Linked DNA regions of Mus musculus: region 1 is linked to region 2. Evidence: chromatin loops called from intact Hi-C (ENCODE). Cell type or tissue: left cerebral cortex. All regions are shown on one strand. Links, peaks and the distances in the headings refer to the core of each region. The heading gives the core; the rest is flanking DNA. Region 1 has its middle 19 kb from the start of Gm23229. Region 2 overlaps Smg1 (SMG1 homolog, phosphatidylinositol 3-kinase-related kinase (C. elegans)).

The links. Peaks named below come from ENCODE experiments on the same cell type or tissue, not always from the same donor. Only the 100,000 strongest peaks of a DNase experiment are listed, where the experiment ranks them.
Region 1: a loop joins it to region 2, with 3 times the contacts of the local background. A loop is called at or near these places in 8 of 42 quality-filtered maps.

The regions. Positions count from the first base shown.
Region 1 is chr7:118,293,468-118,303,828 of GRCm38, forward strand. No RefSeq gene overlaps it. Among named protein-coding and RNA genes, the nearest start is that of Gm23229, 19 kb to the left of the region's middle. In left cerebral cortex, for the core only: a CTCF peak has its summit at 4,369 (motif pointing left); DNase peaks (open chromatin) are centred at 3,929 and 4,356.
Region 2 is chr7:118,157,884-118,160,383 of GRCm38, forward strand. Smg1 (SMG1 homolog, phosphatidylinositol 3-kinase-related kinase (C. elegans)) reads right to left here. Exons shown (of 63, transcript NM_001031814.1): 40 at 2,279-2,500; 41 at 1,708-1,937; 42 at 111-359. Among named protein-coding and RNA genes, the nearest start is that of Gm25683, 5.7 kb to the left of the region's middle. In left cerebral cortex, for the core only: no CTCF peak of the experiment used is centred there; DNase peaks (open chromatin) are centred at 1,120 and 2,433; H3K27ac peaks cover 570 bases.

The sequences.
Region 1 (10,361 bases), core at 3,414-5,913, 140 kb after region 2:
CATTAACAGGGAGGACATTCCTTGGAAGAAAAGAGTCCTCCACCACTAGTGGGTCCAGAAAGTATGTACATGATTATACATACTTACACCCACAGCGGCCATTGTCACCTGTAGAGGCTCATACCAGAGCCCTGTCCCAGGAACAGTGTCACTCTGTCCCCACAAGGGCCACGCCAGCTTGGCACTCCATCATCTCCAGTGTGCTCTCTCTTCGCTGCCTACTTCCAGATCAAGATACGAGCTCTCAGCTGCTCCTGTGCCTTTGCTCAGCCATTGTGGACTCTGACCTCCTGAAACTGTAAGGGCAGTCAGGTGTGTTTAAAAAAAGAAGTTACCTTGGTCACAGTAGAAGAGCTGGGTATGTGCACTTGAGTGCAGTGCCAGCAGAAGCCAGGGGAACTGAACCCTAAAAAGGTGCAGGGGGTGCTGGAAACCTCTGGAGCTGCAATTACAGGCGTTAGGAGCTGCCTACCGTCGGGAGTGGGAGCTGAACTTAGATCCTCTGGAAGAGCAGTATGCGTCTTGACTACCGAGCCATCTCTTCGGCCCTGGAGGCATCATTTTTAGGACATATCTGAAGACTCTTTTTACAGTTCTCTCACTGTTAATTGGGCATTATATTCTCATTTAACAACCACAGACCTTTAATTTGTTAATTAGGCCCAAAGGAGAGAGTTATTTTATACTTCTTTCACTTCCCCTCCACTAAGTCTCTAGATCTCGACTGAGAGTAAATTATGGCTTCGGCAGTCCGGGGGATGGAAGCCAGGCTTGCTGCTTTGGAAGGTGAACTCTCTCAACAAGCCACACCTCCAGACTAGTGAGATGTGTTCTTGTTAGGTAGCATAGGCTGTCCTCAGACTCGGGCTCAAGTAATCCTGAGAGTAACTGAGACTGTGGGTGTATGCTGCAGTAACTTTAAAGAAAAAAATTTACCAGAGCTGGAGAGATGTTTCAGAACACTTACTACTCTTGCGGAGGAACCAGGCTTGCTCCTGGCTTGCCCAAGTGTCTCACAACCATTTGTAATTCTATTGTCAGGGTTCAATGGCTTCTTCTCCTTCCTAGGCATTGCATAAAAGTAGTGTAAATGCAAAACACAAACACACATAAAAAAACCTAATTTTCTTTTTCTTCAGTTTTTCTGAGACAGAGTTTCTCTGTGTAGCCTTGGCTGTCCCAGAATTTGCTCTGTAGACCAGGCTGGCCTCCTACTTACAGAGATCTGCCTGCCGATACCGCCCACATCCTGGGGTTTAAGGTGTGACCCACTATACTATACACTAGATTTTTAAATAGACTTTAGAAAGCGATTTTATAAGAGCAGCAGCAAGTTTACAGGAAAACGGAAAAGAAACTACAGGGGCTTCCCAGGTGGGCCCACCCCTCCCTCTGAACTCCCCCACAGTCCAGCAGAGAGGGACAGCTGGCGGGCTGACATCAGCTCATTGCTGCCATTCACTGACGTTTGTAGAGTGCATCCAGGTTGCTCTTGGTCTACACATCCTGTGGGTTTCACGGATGCACGCTCTGCAAGCGTCATTACGTCATTACGCTTTCACGAAGAACAGTCTCACGGCTCTTTACAATAAGCCTGTGCTTTGCAGTTCATCTTCCTTCCCATCCGGCTTTTCAGTTTGGTTTCTGTTTTGAATTTCATAAGGAAAAAAAAAATTCAGGGAGGGATCAACCCATCTTACTGTCTTTTTTTTTTTTTTTTTTTCCGAGACAGGGTTTCTCTGTGTAGCCCTGGCTGTCCTGGAACTCACTTTGTAGACCAGGCTGGCCTCGAACTCAGAAATCCACCTGTCTCTGCCTCCCGAGTGCTGGGATTAAAGGCGTGTGCCACCACGCCCGGCTTACTGTCTTATTATAAACATTTTCAAACTTCTATAAAGCTTAAGAAGGACGGACACCAGACTGGTCCAATGTCTCAGAAGTCGTGAACAGGCCCAGAGCCTCTCACAAGCATCTGTAACCGAAATTCTAAGGGATCCATCGCCCTCTTCTGGCCCCCGTGGGTACTGCATGCACGTGATGTACTAGGGGAAACACCCGAAGACATAAATAATATTTAAAAATAAAATAGAAAAGGACAGACATGAGGATGACCAACAGACCTCTTGCTAAGGCCTTCAGTTTGCTGTGTCTCAGTGGCACTTACCCAGTGTGAGACCCTGTGCTAGCCCCAGCATCTGTGACTCTCAGGCTGACTTTGGATTTACTGTGTAGCCTATGATGACCTAAACTTTCTGACCCTCCTGTCTCCACCTCCTAAGTGCTGGGTTAGAAGTGAGTGCCACCATGACTAGTTTCTGTGGTGTGGAGGATGCAGTCCAGGACTTGGTGCACATAAGCAAGCACGGTACCAACTGAGCCACATTCCCAGCCAAAGCGCCACAGATCTTGGGGTTAAGGAGATAGCTCTGTGGTAGAGCACATGATTAGCCTGACAAAGCCTAGCAGTCGTTAACATTTGCCTCTCCCTGGCTCCCAGACAGGTTTCACTATGTAGCTCTGGCTCGTTTGGAACTTCCCATCTAGCGGCTAGCCTAAATTAACAGTCAGGTGACCTACAGGGCCATGTGAACTGGACCAGAGTCTCTGCAGGCAATGCTAACTAGAACTTTGTGTCTCCACATCACCTCAGACTCACGTGATATGTCACCTCTTTATCTACTGGTTTATCTCCAGTGTGCACCCAGCAGATTGAGGACTGGACCTTGCCATCAATACCTGAAGTGGAAACTCTACAACACAGTGGGGCTGAAGACGCCCAGTTCCTGAAATCCCATGGTTATTTTCAACACTGAAGAAACCCCCTAGGAAGCAGTCCCTTTCCATTACCCCTGTGCTCAGGCCCAGGAAACCATTAATGTCCCTTTTGTTTCTGTGGGTGCCTCTTCTGGACATCTTACCGGAATGAGGACTATGAGGTGAGCCTCTCATGGCTGGTTTTTTTTTTTTTTCTTCTGCAGCATATATCAGACACACACACACACACACACACACACACACACACACACACACACACACACACACAGTGTATGGGTACACCATTGCTGTCTTCAGACACACCAGAAGAGGACATTGGATCCTATTTTAGATGGTTGTGAGCTACCATGTGGTTGCTGGGAATTGAACTCAGGACCTCTGGAAGAATAGTCAGTGCTCTTAACCTTTGAGCCATCTCTCCAGTCCCCACTTTATATTCTTTTTTTTTCAGTGAAACAGTATTCCCCTGTCTTAGCTTTGTTTTGTGTAGCTCTGATAACTCCTACAAAAACACCTGAAAGGAGAAAAGTTTCCCGCCCACGGCTGATCCATCATTTTGGGGACGAAAGGTGTCAGGAGCCTGAAGCAGCTGGTTCTTTATAGCCACAGTCAGAAGCAGAAGGCATGGATCTAGTGCTCGCACGCTTGCGCTTGGCTTGCTCTATTTTATACAGTCCAGGATCTCCACTCAGGGAATGGTCTCCATCACAATCAAGAAGTGTCCTCATCAGCCAACTTAGGACAGTTCCCACAGACAATTCCCAGAGGCTCTCATAGGTGTGCCTGGGGCCTACCTCTGAGCTGTCAGGGTCACAGACACGCACATGCGCACGCGCACACAGACAGGCCTCCCACTGTTTATTCATTGCAGTCTTCGGCAGACATTTGAGCTGACCCTACTCTTTGGTGATTGTGAACAGCGTAGGTTTTTGTTTACCTCGTGCATCATCTCCCCCAAAGTGGCTTAGAAAGCACAGGCTACGGTTGAATCAAGTGTTAATTATTTCTATTCCCTTCCTTACATAACAGTCACTTCCAAAAGGCTTGCAGATGGTGGACCACAGGGATGCAGAGAGGCAAACAAGAAGTGGGGAAGGGTGGGGCAGAAATGGGCTGTTTTGTAGCTTTTGTGCTTGAACCAGTGAACTGTGGAGGCTGGAGAGGGACGTGTTTCTGTCCGTGTCTGTGGAAGTCGGCTAACTATCATCAGGCAAAAATGACATATTAAGATGTTGGGAGATGTAAACCAAAGCCAGGTGGAAGAGGCAGGACCCACCTACTAGGCAGAGCTCCGAGGAGAAGGTCATTAAAATCCAATTGTTTCCCCACATTAAATCGCTCAAGTTAGGAGGAACCTATTTTAAATAAAGAGAAAGAAAATAGAGCGGGAGGGTAATTTCTTTTTAATTGTTGATACAACTCAGAATAAATTAAATTGTAATTAAGTTTGTTTACTTATGAGGAGACGAAGTGTGGGCGCTCTGTAGGGGCCTCTTCAGCCTTTTGAAAATAAGACCGCTTTGTTTTCCCAGGATGCTTCCTGGGGAGCATCCAAGTCCTTCGCGACTTCGGCTGCTACGGCGCGTCCTCTAGTGGCCATATGTGGAAGGTCGGGCAACAGCTCTCTTCCAAGAGAGACCGGCCTTCAGTTATGCAGGAAGCCATCTGCAAACTAAGCCCCCAGCTCCCGACAACACACACACTTTTTCTTTCTTTCTTTCTTTCTTTCTTTCTTTCTTTCTTTCTTTCTTTCTTTCTTTCTTTCTTTCTTTCTTTCTTTCTTTCTTTCTTTCTTTCTTCCTTCCTTCCTTTCTTTCTTTCAGGCTGGCCTCAAACTCACAGTGATTTGCCTGCCTCTCCTTCCCAAGTGCTGCAATTAAAGGAGCTCGACACCATCTCCCAGCTATTAGTTTCTAAATATCCGAGGGATGACCTTGAAGTTCTGATCTCCGATCTTCTGATCTTCACCTCTTCAGTGATGAAATGACCGATGCGCACGTACACACACACACACACACACACACACACACATAGGGTGGCCCGGTTGGAAACAAGGGCTTTGTGCGTGCTAGGCAAGCACTGTAAAACCTGAGCTACATCCCCAGTCTCAAGAAAGACCACGAGTTCAAGACAAGTCTAGGCTATAAAGACAGATCCTGTCTCAAGAAAGAAAGAAAGAAAGAAAGAAAGAAAGAAAGAAAGAAAGGAAGAAAGAAAGAGGGAGGGAGGGAAAGAAAGAAAGGATGGAAGAAAAAAGGGATGAAAGGAAGGAAAACAAACAAACAAACAAACAAACAAAAAACCAGAAAGAAAGCTGGGCAGTGGTGGCACACGCCTTTAATCCCAGCATTAATCCCAAATTCACTTGGGAGGCAGAGGCAGGTGGATTTCTGTGTTCGAGGCCAGCCTGGTCTACAGAGTGAGTTCCAGGACAGCCAGGGCTATACAGAGACACCCTGTCTTGAAAAACAAAACAAAACAAAACAAAACAAAACAAAACAAAAAGACAGAAAGAAAAAAAGGAACCGTGTCCAGGCTGGCTGCTTGGATAAAGAACAAGAAAGGGGGGCAGCAACCACATGGTGGCTCACAACCACCCGTGATGAGATCTGACGCCCTCTTCTGCTGTGTCTGAAGACAGCTACAGTGTACTTACATATAATAATAAATCTTTGGGCGAGCAGAGTTGACTGGAGTGAGCAGAGGTCCTAAAAATTCAATTCCCAACAACCACATGAAGGCTCACAACCATCTGTACAGCTACAGTGTGCTCACATACATAAAATAAATAAATAAATAAATAAATCTTAAAAAACAAAAAAGGACAATTGCCATTTTAGAACTACTTCAAGAAACAGGGCTGAGGTAAGCTTGAGACTGCCACACTGTGCGCAGGCAACCACAGCAGAGGAAAAGGTGAATTACCCCCAAATGCAACTAACAGATAGCTAAGGCTAATGTAATTTAAAAAAAAGAAAAGAAAAAGAAAAAGAAAAAGAAAGGGAGGCTGGAGAGGTGGTTCAGAGGTTAAGAGCACCGGCACTGGCTGATCTTCAGGGGACCCAGGTTCAATTCAGCACCCACATGGCAGTTCACAAGCGTCTGTATTTCTAATTCCAGGAGATCTCACACCCTCACACAGACACACGTGCAGGCAGAATACCAATGCACATAAAATGAAAAGAAAGCATTTTATAAAGAAGAAAAGGAGGGGATCCTGCCTGCCTCAGCCAGAGCACTAGGATTACAGGTGTAAGCCACCACTTCCGAGTTGGAGTTAAAAGTTTGCCTCAGCATGCGGCACTTCAGGGAGGAAGAAGGGGTATCTAAATCAACTGTGTTATGTACACACACACACGCGCGCACGCGCGCGCGCTGCTATTTGAGCTGTTTCAGGTAGCCCAGGATGACCTCAAACTTACTACGTAGTTGTGGATAACCTTGAGCTCCGACCTGGCCGCCTCCTGATCCCTGGGTTTCTAAGCGGGTGCCACCATACTGTACCCCTGCCCCTTCAACTTGTTACTTATTTTATTTAAAAGTGTTAACACATTTATTTATTTATTTATTTATTTATTCATTCATTCATTCATTCATTTATTTAGTGCCCAGGCGTTTACAGCTCTGAGCTTGCATGAATGTGGGGACTTCCATGTGACGTGGCCCCCTCTGACCACTCGGTCCGTCCGATGGTGGCATTGATTGGAGGCGGTTATGGAACCTTTCAGGTGGAGTCTAGCTGGAGGAAGGGTGTCCCTGGGGGCAGGCTTTGAGGTGCACCAACTGTAATCAGCCCGTTTCCTGCTGCTGGCACATGCTTTCCCACCTTGGGGAACTGTCTCTGTGCACTTGTAAGCCAAAATAAACCCTTAAGTTGCCTTTGGTCATGGTATTTTGTCACCAATACAATGATATCATAGGTTCTATCTCCAGTATTGTGCCCATCCCATCCCAGAAAACTTGCTCAAATGATTTTGTGGGAGTGAGGGAGGTGTGTTCTGTGTGCATAGATGGGAGATGGAGGGCACTTTGAGAGAGTATATTCTGGACCTCCCTCTGTCCCTCCGTCCCTCCGTCCCTCCGTCCCTCCGTCCCTCCGTCCCTCCCTCCCTTCCTCCCTCCCTCCCTCCCTCCCTCCCTCTCTCCCTCCCTCCTTTCTTCCATAGAGGTCTCATTGGGTAGCTCTGGCTGGTGAATACCACCACTCTTGACTCCAGGGATCACTCCTGTTCTGTTCTTCTACCATGTGGGTTCCAGGAATGAGATGGAGGTGGCCAGCCTTGGCGCAAGCACCTTCATCGCAATGCTGGCCAACTTGCTCCTCCCTTTTAAATTCCATACTCGGAGTCACATGAGTCCTCTATCTCATCTCAGGTTAGGTGGCTGTGAGCCACCATGTGGAATTGAACTCAGGACCTCTGGAAGAGCAGACAGTGCTCTTAACCACTGAGCCATCTCTCCAGCCCTTTGGGGGTCACAGTTTGCTCACTGTTAGGCGCTCATCTCCCCCCACCTCACCCCCCCTTTGGTATTGAGAATGGGAGCCAGGGCCTTGCACAGGCTGAACACATGCTTTGACTATGAGCTACATCAACAGTCCCAGTACAGCCTCTCTCTTTATAGCACTCATTGGACAGCATCCCACTGGGTCACATCCAGATCTGCTTCCTATTACCCAACAGCTGTGTCCATTTTGCATCTCATTAACCAATCCCCTATCAAAGGCCACTTATGTTCTCTTTCCTCTAAATGACTACAGTGGAGCAACGACACATGCCCTCAGCCTCACTGGCGATGCCTATCCGTGGCAGGCTCCTGGCAGCAGAAGGGACACATTTTATTGACATGATAAAGCTGAAACCTTCCTCTCTTCTTCCCTCTCTTCCCCCAAGATGTTCACTGAGCTCCACCTAGCGCTGGGCTGGGTGCTGAGGCTAGAGAGACCCATAAGCCATGGGCCTCAAGTGAGGGAACCTGTGGTGTGCTCCGAGTGCCCTGTGGGAACACAGACAAACAGGAGAGCAGGCATAGGAAAAACAAGGAGGGCATCCAGGAGGAGGCAACAATTGCTAGAATGGGCGGACAATCACCATTGCACAACCAGGGGGAGCATTACATGGCAATCAGAGAGGGGGAGGGGCCAGGTGACTCGGACCTTTTGGGTTATACCATGAAGTTTTATCTTGTGAGTCTTACTCCTGAGAGTGAGATCTGAGAATCCATCCTCTGGTAGGAAAACAACAACAACAACAACAACAACAAAAGCTTCTGAGATTCCATCTGACCAGAAGCCTCTTCTCTAGAGATGATCCTTGGATCTTATGGGTGTGTGTGTGTGTGTGTGTGTGTGTGTGTTTTGTTGTGTGTAAGGGATGTGTGTGGTATGTGTATGAGGTTTGTATGTGTGGTGTGTGTGTGTGACATGTATGTGTGTGTGGTGTGTGTGACATGAGTTTGTGTGGTGTGTGGTGTGAGTGGTGTGTGTGTGTGGTTTGTGTGTGTGTGTGTGGTGTGTGTGGCATGAGTTTGTGTGGTGTGAGTGGTGTGTATGTGGTGTATGTGGCATGAGTTTGTGTGGTGTGAGTGGTGTGTGTGTGTATGTTGTGTGTGTGTGTGTGTGGTATGTGGTGTGAGTGGTGTATGTGTGGTGTGAGTGGTGTGTGTGTGTGTGTGGTGTGAGTGTGCTGTGTGTGTGTGTGGCCTGAGTGTGTGTGGCATGAGTGTGTGTGGTGTCATTGGGCACCCTGGGTCATTTCAGCTTCCCTGGAGTCTGGGGACTCTGCCGCTGGCAGCTGCAGCTGCACTGTTACAAGTGGGATGATTGGATGACTTTTCGTTTGGGCTGCAGGTGGAGCCTAGGGCTCTGTGCATGCTAGACAGAGCCTGGAACACTGACCGTGTCCCAACTAGAAGGCATTATTTTTAAACAAATCATCTGTTGCCAGGTGTCAAAGTTTATTTTAATTGTTCCGAAGAGAATCTTTTATTTTTTTTTAAGATTTATTTATTTTATTTATATGAGTACATTGTAGTTGTCTTCAGACACACCAGAAGAAGGAATCAGATCTCATTACAGATGGTTGTGAGCCACCGTGTGGTTGCTGGGAATTGAACTCAGGACCTTGGAAGATCAGTCAGTGCTTTTAACCTCTAAGACATCTCTCCAGCCCAAGAGAGTCTTTTAGAAGAGATGAGGGAAAGAAGTTACCAAAAGTTGAGTGACAGAGTTTTTGTGTTAATTAGGAAAAGAATACAAAATAGAGTTGCCAAGCAAATGTTAGTGTGAGCCTGTGGCCTAGTTTTTTGTTTTTTGTTTTTTTTTTTAATAATGACTTTTATTTTATTTTATTTATTTCTATGTATATGAGTACACTGTAGCTTTACAGATGGTTGTGAGCCTTCATGTGGTTGTTGGGAATTGAATTTAGGACCTCCAGTCAACCCCACTCTCTCTGGCCCAAAGATTTATTATTATATACTGTAGCTGTGCACCAGAAGAGGGCTTCAGATTTCATTATGGGTGGTTGTGAGCTACCATGTGGTTGCTGGGATTTTAACTCAGGACCTTTGGAAGAACAGTTAGTGTTCTTACCCGCTGAGCCATTACGCCAGCGCGTGGCCTAGTTTTTTAGGAAGCAGGATTTTCCAGGAGACTGAGGCTCGCCAGGGCTGAGACCACATTTTCTCTTCTCTTCTCTTCTCTTCTCTTCTCTTCTCTTCTCTTCTCTTCTCTTCTCTTCTCTTCTCTTCTCTTCTCTTCTCTCCTCTCCTCTCCTCTCCTCTCCTCTCCTCTCCTCTCCTCTCCTCTCCTCTCCTCTCCCCTCCCCTCCCCTCCCCTCCCCTCCCCTCCCCTCCCATCCTCTCTCTCTCTCTCTCTCTCTCTCTCTCTCTCTCTCTCTCTTTCTTTCTTTCTTTTTGAGATAGGGTTTCTTGTTGTAGCCCTGGCTGTTCTGGAATTCACTCTGCTGACTAGGTTGGCTTTGAACTCAGAGATCTTCCTGTCTCTGCCTCCCCAGTGCTGGGATTAAAGGCGTGTGGCATTATATTCAGTTCAGTTTCTTTCTTAGAAAATATTTATTTATAAATCATTTTTAGGAATGTGTTTGCATGTGTATTTGTGTGTGGGAATGTGCATGAGTGAAGCATCCCAGGAGGCCAGAGACATTGCATCTCCCTGGAGGTGGAGTTGAAAGTGACTGTGAGGCACTTGACATGGATGCTGGGAACTGGATTCTGGTCCTCTCCAAGAGCAGTGCATGCTCTTAGCCATGGATCCATCTCTCTAGCCCCTTCAAATATCTCTAATATAATTTAGTGTGTTAAATCTTGACATGATTGTGATCTAAACCACAAGTCATGTTTGGGGTTAATATCATTAGCGGACTAAAAAAATTACAATTTAGGCTGGTGTGAGGTGTTCGCCTGACATCTTGGCATTGTAATTGAGGCAGGAGGATCAAGAATTTGAAGTCAGCCGGGCGTGGTAGTGCACACCTTTAATCCCAGCACTCGGTAGGCAGAGGTAGGCGGATTTCTGAGTTCGAGGCTAGTCTGGTCTACAAAATGAGTTCCAGGACAGCCAGGGC
Region 2 (2,500 bases), core at 1-2,500:
AGGAATCAACTACAAAGTCTGGAAAGAGAAAGACTACAAAAACTAACAAAGAGAATCTGATCAAAGCCAGGGTAGCATTGGTGACACCTAACCCCCCACATGCTGCATACCTGTGTGACTCTCCACCACTCATCAGGAGTGGTGCAAGATGACCAGAGTTCCTTGGCCAGGAGATTTGGGGGTGTGGCCTCCATTAACTCCTCCAACACTGCCTTCATCACGTGGAGGGGCCAATCCCTCCTTGACACATCCAGGCTAAGGCCAACTGTTTTCAAAGCAGGACCAATTTTACTATAGTAAAGTTCACTAGGACGAGGTACAATGCTGGGATTCTGAGGAGTTTGGTAGGAATCTTGGGCCTTAAAAGAATTTTTTAAAAGAAAAGATTAGTTTTACTTAAGGAAAGACAAAAACTACAAAGTACTTTTTTTGAGTTATTATTCATTTATTTTCATAGGTCACATGAAGAAGGAAAAATAACCATTTTAGGCACAGGCTAGCATTATATTGAGCTCAGATGAGATTTGGTCTGTATAATAATTCCTTAAAATACTGTGTAGGGTTTTAGAGACACAAAAGAGCCCATTATTGTTGGATTACAAAGTACTTTTAAAAACTTATTTTTCATAGTGTTTTCCACCTAACTGTCTACATTTTATATTTAAAAACAAAAGAAAATCAAAAATCAATTCTTCTGGACTATTTATCTTCTCTTTCTTGTGATTGAGTTTGTTTAAAGATTGGACTCTAAGTTTTCTTGAGGTCCAACATAAAATCCAATCTATATTTTTTATAACACAATTCACTTTTAAAGGCATAATCTACCAGTGCATATTTTGATTCTTCCCTGATGATTTACTCAATATGAAATAAATAATCTATTAAGAAACATATTCCACAATGTTGGGACAGCTCCTCCAGCTCTCTAACTTATTCTTTGATAACTTGACTATAGACCTGTGCTTGCTTTTGAAACTTAGCTTCCCAGGCTGAAGGTACAGGAAGGCTTAGCATTTGGGGAGCCATGGAATTAGATTCCACCACAAAAATACATAAAAAGAGAAGAAAAGCATGATTCTTTTTAAGCTCCAGCAGCTTGAGGTAACTGCCTGCAATGTACTGGATCTGGGCCTCCTCCGCAGTTCTGCGGCTTCACATATAAATTTCACAGGTACAAAAAAAGGATACTGTACTGATCAAACAAGTCAATGTTCTTATTTAAATAATGAATATTAAATCTGGATTTCAAAGCATTTTATTATTTACAAGTTTAACTCAAAAGCTCTTAAGAGCATTTAAGATAGGAAATATCAAATTGCTGAGCTATTAGGAACTACATATGTTTTAAAACTACTTTTCAGGCAGAGGCAGGAGGATTTCTGAGTTCAAGGCCAGCCTGGTCTACAGAGTGAGTTCCAGGACAGCCAGGGCTACACAGAGAAACCCTGTCTCGAAAAAAAAAAAAAAAAACAACAACAACAACAACAACAAAACAAAAAAACAAAAAAACAAAAAACAAAAAACTACTTTTCAATAAAGTCGTGAGTAGTTTCCTCACCACCACTTAGTAAGGGCATCAACTCTGCCTACTCTAACCCAGACACATGTACATGTGTTTAACTTCACATAGTCACTAACAATGCCCTGATACACACTTGTTCATGCATAGTCCAGTAAGAACACAGGTGCACTTGAGTTTTACCAAACCTTTTGTGCTTGTAAGGCAGCTTCCCGTTGTTGCCATCGTTTGTAAAGACCAAACAATGGTGTGGCTCCATCCACCCACTGGATCAGCCCTGATCTCGTTCCCAGTGGTGTTACAGAATAGTGGCGTGCATGGAAGCGGGGTGTTTCCTGCCGGTTAATTGTAGCAAACATAGTATTCACAATAGATAAAAACTGCATGATTCTCTCATCCAGATGCAAATCTTCTAGTCCTATGAATACAAAATCAAAATTACCAGGGACTATACTACTTCTTACATTTTCAGTTAGCAATGAACACAGTAAAGCAGACTTAAGAACAATAGCAAGTTGAATTTAATGGTATTAGAACTAGTTATTAACACTGAGTTGTACTTGCAAGGTGCAGAGGGAGAAACACTGTGACATACAGCCAACCAATCATTCAAAATCACATAGGTCACAAGAAATACAGAATTCATCAATAGCAGTCTTATCCTAATGTGCATGCACACTCACATGGACACACACGCACATATCATTAACAGTCAGTCACACACTTGTCTTAAAAAATACAACTTAGTTTTAGCTCTACCTTTGAAAAGATAAGGATAGCTCTTCCCATCTGATCCAAGAAAGAGGAGTTTCTTGGGCTTGGTTTTAGTTGGTAAGATGGTGATAGTTCCACCCACACTGTGAATTGTCACAGTATCTCTGGCTGAGACTTCTCCAGGAAGTGCAATTTCAGTGTTAGTCATGGCAGCCAACCAAGGACTGATCTCATCAAGTCGCAAGATGTAGCTTGCTCGTTTCTGCG